2 separate regions of the Homo sapiens genome follow, and region 2 is linked to region 1. Evidence: read pairs that join two places in POLR2A ChIA-PET (ENCODE). Cell type or tissue: endothelial cell of umbilical vein. All regions are shown on one strand. Links, peaks and the distances in the headings refer to the core of each region. The heading gives the core; the rest is flanking DNA.

Region 1 (2,904 bases), core at 290-2,789:
CAACATTTGCTGAGTACGTTTCCTGTGCCAGGCATGGCAGTGTCTGTGCCTTCCAGGAGCTCCCAGGCCTGTGGGAGAGATAGATAAATTAGCAGGTAAATTGCTGAATAGTATTTGGTGAGGTCAGCTAGGGGCGGTAGCTCACACCTGTAATCCCAGAACTTTGGGAGGCTGCGATGGGTGGGTCACTTGAGGCCAGGAGTTCGAGACCAGTCTGGGCAACATGACAAAACCCCATCTCTACAAAAAATACGAAACAATTAGCTGGGCATGGTGGCACGTGCCTTTGGTCCCAGCTACTCAGGAGGCTGAGAATCACTTGAACCCGGGAGGCAGAGGTTGCAGTGAGTGGAGATCATGCCACTGCACTCCAGCCTGGGTGGCAGAGGGAGACTCTGTCTCAAAAAAAAAAAAAAAAAAAAAAAAAAAGTATTTGGCGAGTATGTGGGCAGGAGCCTTTAAAGGCCCAGAGGAATAGGACCTGGGAGACTCTGTCTCAAAAAAAAAAAAAAAAAAAAAAAAGTATTTAGTGAGTATGTGGGCAGGAGCCTTTAAAGGCCCAGTAACTTGGTCCAGGGAGGTGATGTTTGAGTTGGGTCTTGAAGGATGGGTAGGAGTTTGCCAGCCAGGCAAAGCTAGTAGTAGCAGAGCCAAAATTTAAACCTGAACAGTCTGGCTCCAGACTCTGTGTTCTTTCCTGCAGCATGCTTGGCCCTGCTGCCCTACAAGGCCTAGCCTTGGGAGGTGAGACTCTGGGTCCTGGGTCACTCCACGTGAGCCCTAGACCATTTTCCCATCCAATTCCTGCTTTTGCTCTTCACAAACTCCCACTCTCTCCCCCTTCTGCAAAGGTGGTTGGGAGTTGACTAGCCTTGTAGGCAGTCTGTGTCTCTCTAAGTGACTAGGATTTGTGGTGTGCTGAGAAGGGTACACAGATTCTACCCTCAGTTCTCCTGTGGCAGGTAGGAGGCACAGACAGACAGAGAAGCATTTCCTGGTTTGTTTTTCCACTGTTTGCCCCGAGCACATGAACTGTGCTTTGCATAAGGCACCTCCTCAGATCATTGCAACAACCCTGGCAGGTAGAGGTAATTTACTGCCGTTTTAAGCATGAGAAAGGTGACTCACAGAGGTTGAGCCATGTGTCCAAGGTCACACAGCTAAGCCAGTAAGTAGAGGGACTGGAATTTGCACCTCAATCTAACTGCAAGGCCTGTACTCGTGTTTTTAAGCCATCAGGAAGAATACCAGGTTATGAAGGCCACGCCCCTTTCTGGTGAGTCTCACCTCTGTGCTGGTAATCAGGACACCCAGGAATTGCAAGTCGGCGGTAGCAAGCATAAGGTTGCATTGATTTCAGTGCTTCTCAACGGACATGTGCATGAGAATCATCAGGAATGCTGGTTACAAATGCAAGTTTCATTGCCCTCATCCTAGAGGTTCTAACTCAGTAAGTGTCGGGGGGAGGGTCCAGGAACCTACATTTCCAGCAGAATGCCTGATTCTGATGCTGGTGGACCATAGAATATGCTAGAAATCTAATTTATTACATGTCTTCTCTGGGTCCAACACTATCCTGGGCATTTTATTTGGTCACTTCAGCCATCAGAACATCGCCTGGTAGGGGGAATGGATGCAAAGGGAGGTGGGAGTCTAGAGAGAGATTCGCAGCAGTCATGATGAACAGCCAGCATGTCCATTCCACCTTTAGATCAATTGGATAAGGAAACTGAGGCTCAGAGAGGCGGTACCTTGCCCAAAGCTTGTGGTGGCAGAGCTGGGATTAGAAAGCAGACCCTCAGCAGCCGAGGCCTGTGTTCCTCCTAATACCCAACGTGGTTGCTTTTGCAGACTTCCACACAGAGATTCTTTTTTTTTTTTTTTTTTTTTTCGAGATGGAGGTTCGCTCTTGTTGCTCAGGCTGGAGTACAGTGGAGTGACCTCAACTCACTGCAACCTCCATCTCCCAGGTTCAAGCGATTCTTCTGCCTCAACCTCCTGAGTAGCTGGGATCACAGGCGCCCGCCACCATGCCTGGCTAATTTTTTGTATTCTTAGTAGAGACATGGTTTCACCATGTTGGCCAGGCTGGTCTGGAACTCCTGACCTCAGGTGATCCACCCACCTCGGCCTCCCAAAGTGCTGGGATTACAGGCGTGAGCCACTGCACCTGGCCTACACACAGATTCTTGGGGACATCTGCCAAATATCAGCATAGGTAAATGTGGGATGATCAGTGGTGGCAATATCTACCATTTACTGAGGACCCACTATGTGCCAGGCACAAGGTCTAGAATGGTTAGCAAGCAGGCATGGTCTTGGACAGTTGCACAGATCTCTAACTATAAGCAGGTTGCTATGGGAGTTTATGTCAGAGGAGCCATCCCTGGCAGAGAGCAGGAGCAGGGAAGACATCCCTGAGGAAGAAGGATTTGAGAAGAGATCTGAAAGATGTGTTAAGTGTTAACCAGGCAAATAAATGGAGAGAAAAAGAGTCTAGGCTGTGAGAACAGCATGTGCAAAGGTCCTGGGGTGAGTGACCTATAGCAGCAATCTCCAACCTTTTTGGTGCCAGGCTTCGTGGAAGACAATTTTTCCATGGACAGGGTGTGAAGAATGGTTTCCCTTATGAGAATCTAACTAAGCCCGATGATCTGAGGTACATGAAACTGTTCCACCTCAGTTCATGTTAGTTAGATTCATCACCTTAGTTAGATTCTCATAGATTCTCATAGGAATGCACAGCCTAGATCCCTCGCACGTGCAGTTCACAATAGGGTTCGCGCTCCTACGAGAATCTAATGCCACCGCTGATCTGACCGAAGGCAGAGCTCAGGCGGTAATGTCCACCCACAGCTCACCTCCTGCTGTGCGGCCCGGTTCCTAACAGGCCATGGACTGGTA
Region 2 (2,904 bases), core at 405-2,904, 570 kb before region 1:
GACTGTGCAGTGCTCAGACCTTCCTGCCTAGCTGCGGGGGCAGTCGGGGGCTCAGTCCCAGGCTTGGGCTACAAGGAGGGTGGGGTGGACTGGCTGCTGAAGGCATGTGAACAATGTGTCTGGAGAAGCCCAAAGCCCTGGGTTGGTCCCAGAGTCAGCCTCTGAGCAGGCAGACAACTTTGAGCCATAGGACCCAATTCTATTGCCCACCCCTTGCTAGGGTCCTGCCCACTCAGCCAGGCTCCTCCCTTCATCCCAGATCTGGAGGCGACCCCAGGCCTGAGCCCACACCTCACACTCCGCATGCATCACCCCTCAACCACACCTACCCCTCACCCCTACCATGCACCCTCTGCATGATACTAATCCTAATGCTTATTAAGCACTTACTGTATAAGTAATTCTAGTGCTTATTAAGCACTTACTGTATAAGTAAACGCCTCACTAAGTGCCTTACCTGCTTGATCCCATTTACCCAGCCGATTCTCTCTGAGCCTCAGTTTCTTCATCCAGAAAACGGAAATAATAATAACACAAGCTCACAGTTTCTTGACCGAAAGCCTCAGAGTCAGATGTGTTCTGGAATTCAGAATTTTTCAAGTTTGAGAAGGTGACATAGAGCATGTGCCCAGCCGGCATGTGACATCCCCATTGGAGTCTGGGGGTCACACCCCATGATCAAACAACGGTAATATTGCTACAGTGAAACACAGGACTCTTCCCTCTGAGTGGAGTGAACACACTCTGAATAGCTTCATGTCGGTTCAGTTCAGGGCTTGGCACCCAATGAGCTTGCTATAAACTTTTTTTTTTAACAGAGTCTTGCTCTGTCGCCCAGGCTGGAGTACAGTGGTGCAATCTCGGTTCACTGCAACCTCCGCCTCCTGGGTTCAAGCAATTCTCCTACCTCAGCCTCCCGAGTAGTTGGGACTATAGGCATGCACCACCGCGCTGGGCTAATTTTTGTATTTTTAGTAGAGATGGGGTTTCACCCTGTAGGCCAGGCTGGTCTCGAACTTCTGGCCTCAAGTGATCTGTACCTGCTCTCCGTATCTGTACCTCTCCCTCCTTCTCTCCATTCTGTGCCCCACTCCTGTAGTTTTCTCCTCCGTTCTTAGTCCTTTCCTAGGCAGCCTTGTCTGCCTCTTTATCCTCACCCAGGCCAGGAGAGGAGGATCCAGCCTGCATTCATTGTCCCTAATGACACAACTTGGACCTGGAGTTCCATGTGACCCTCGTTCTCACCAGGAGGGCCTGGACATAGCCCACCTCTGGGATTGGGTGCCTCCCAGAAGCCCTCGCCCACAGTCCTGCCAGTGTTCAAGGAATGCCTGCCCACTGGGGGTCACCCTGCCTGCATCCCAGCCCCAAGCAATTGTTCTCAGCCTGTTAGAACAATTCTCTGGCCTGGGCCCGGTTGAGTCAGCTGCCTGCACACCGCCAAACCAGGAACTGCAGGGTCTGGAAAATCCCCCTCTCTGCTTAGCTCCTTCCTCTCTGGCCGAGGTCTGACCCCTAGACCCCTCCTCTCCAGCTGCCCGTCTGGCTCCAACACATGCCTGAAGTGCTGGGTTCCTCTGGGAGGAAGCCGGGCTCCCTCACCGCCGGAGACGGGCTGGAGGGCAGGAAACCTGGGTTCTATTTCTGACCTTGGAGCTGCTAATGGCCCTCCTTGGGACCTGAGGCACATGCTGCACAGTCCCAGGCCACTGCCAGCTCAGGCATCCCATGGGGCCATTCTGAGAGCTGGTCAGGTTGGGGACAGGGACTGGCCAACCCTGGGCTCCCTGGTATTGCTCTCTGCTTAGGCCTCATGGCCAGCCCAGAGGTCCAGCCCTGCCTCATTTCCTGGTGAGCAGAAGGCTTGGGGTGGGATGCCAGCTCCTCACCTGTGGTCTGGGCAGACACGTCTCCCGGGGCTCACTGGGGAAGGGGAGCATTCATACCTCCTCAGCCTCCTCCAAGGGTCACTGTCAACTCAGGTGATACTAGGCTGAGGAAATGCATTGCAAAGTGGCATGCAGTGTGGCTGAGAGGCTTTGCAAGAGTGACTCCCAGTGATCTCATATCTGCTTCATTGCATACCCCTGGTCACAGAGGTGATATAGCACAGTGGTAGCTGCTTAGGTATTGGAGCCCGACCACCAGGGTTCAAATCTCAGCCCTGCCACATGCCAGTTTCCACGGGTAACCTGACTTTCTCTGCTCTCTTTGCCCCCTTTCTCAGTGGAGCCCCATAAGACCTATAACCTGGTTTAGGAGTGCCTGGTGCATAGTAAGTGCTCAATAAATGTTAGCTGTTATTATTCTTCAAGCAGATCCTGGTCTTTCCCTTTCTGGGTCCAAGGTCCTTCTATGGTCAAGTCCCAAGTTCCTTTTGGCTCTTTCTGGGAGCCTCTTTCCTGTCTGGTTCCATCTGCTCTCCCAGATGTGAAATACAGAGCTCCTGGAACCTTTTGATCTTCAGCTTTTTACAAATGAAGTCTCTGCTCTTGCTGACTTATTCCTTGCTATGGGCCCTTATCTGACCCTGGATCCTCAGACCCTAGGGTGGGGGCTGCAAGCAACAGCAGACTGGCAGATGGAGGGACCCGTGCTCTGGAGTCCTCTGGTGGAGTGTGGGGCACTTCTGTCCAAGTCCCGACGTGCTCTGGCCTCTCTTTCCCCTCTCCCTGCAGATGTGTGTTCCTGGCTTTCTTTCCATGTTGAATCTCACTTTGCTATTTCCTGTCTGGTCCCAAGGCCACCCCCGCCGCCACCCGCTGACCAGCTCCCTGCTCCCTGGGAAAAGCTCTGGACCTTGCTCATCATTCACCGCTAGGTTTTCCTTTCCAGACGGCAGTGTCTAGGAGATGCTGGGAGTCGCAGTGCTCCAGGCATGCCCTCCATAACCTTGGTTGCAAT

Evidence for each region. ChIA-PET counts read pairs that join two places held together with the same protein. Peaks named below come from ENCODE experiments on the same cell type or tissue, not always from the same donor. Only the 100,000 strongest peaks of a DNase experiment are listed, where the experiment ranks them.
Region 2: POLR2A ChIA-PET joins it to region 1 with 7 read pairs; 1 of 35 experiments calls an interaction of 5 or more read pairs at or near these places.

The regions. Positions count from the first base shown.
Region 1 is chr1:21,327,752-21,330,655 of GRCh38, reverse strand. It overlaps a transcript of ECE1 not described here. Among named protein-coding and RNA genes, the nearest start is that of ECE1-AS1, 36 kb to the right of the region's middle. RefSeq lists enhancers at 927-1,584, 2,458-2,904. In endothelial cell of umbilical vein, for the core only: no CTCF peak of the experiment used is centred there; no DNase peak of the experiment used is centred there.
Region 2 is chr1:21,898,792-21,901,695 of GRCh38, reverse strand. All of the region lies in intron 1 of HSPG2 (heparan sulfate proteoglycan 2), which reads left to right. Among named protein-coding and RNA genes, the nearest start is that of HSPG2, 37 kb to the left of the region's middle. In endothelial cell of umbilical vein, for the core only: no CTCF peak of the experiment used is centred there; DNase peaks (open chromatin) are centred at 1,445 and 2,715; H3K27ac peaks cover 2,500 bases.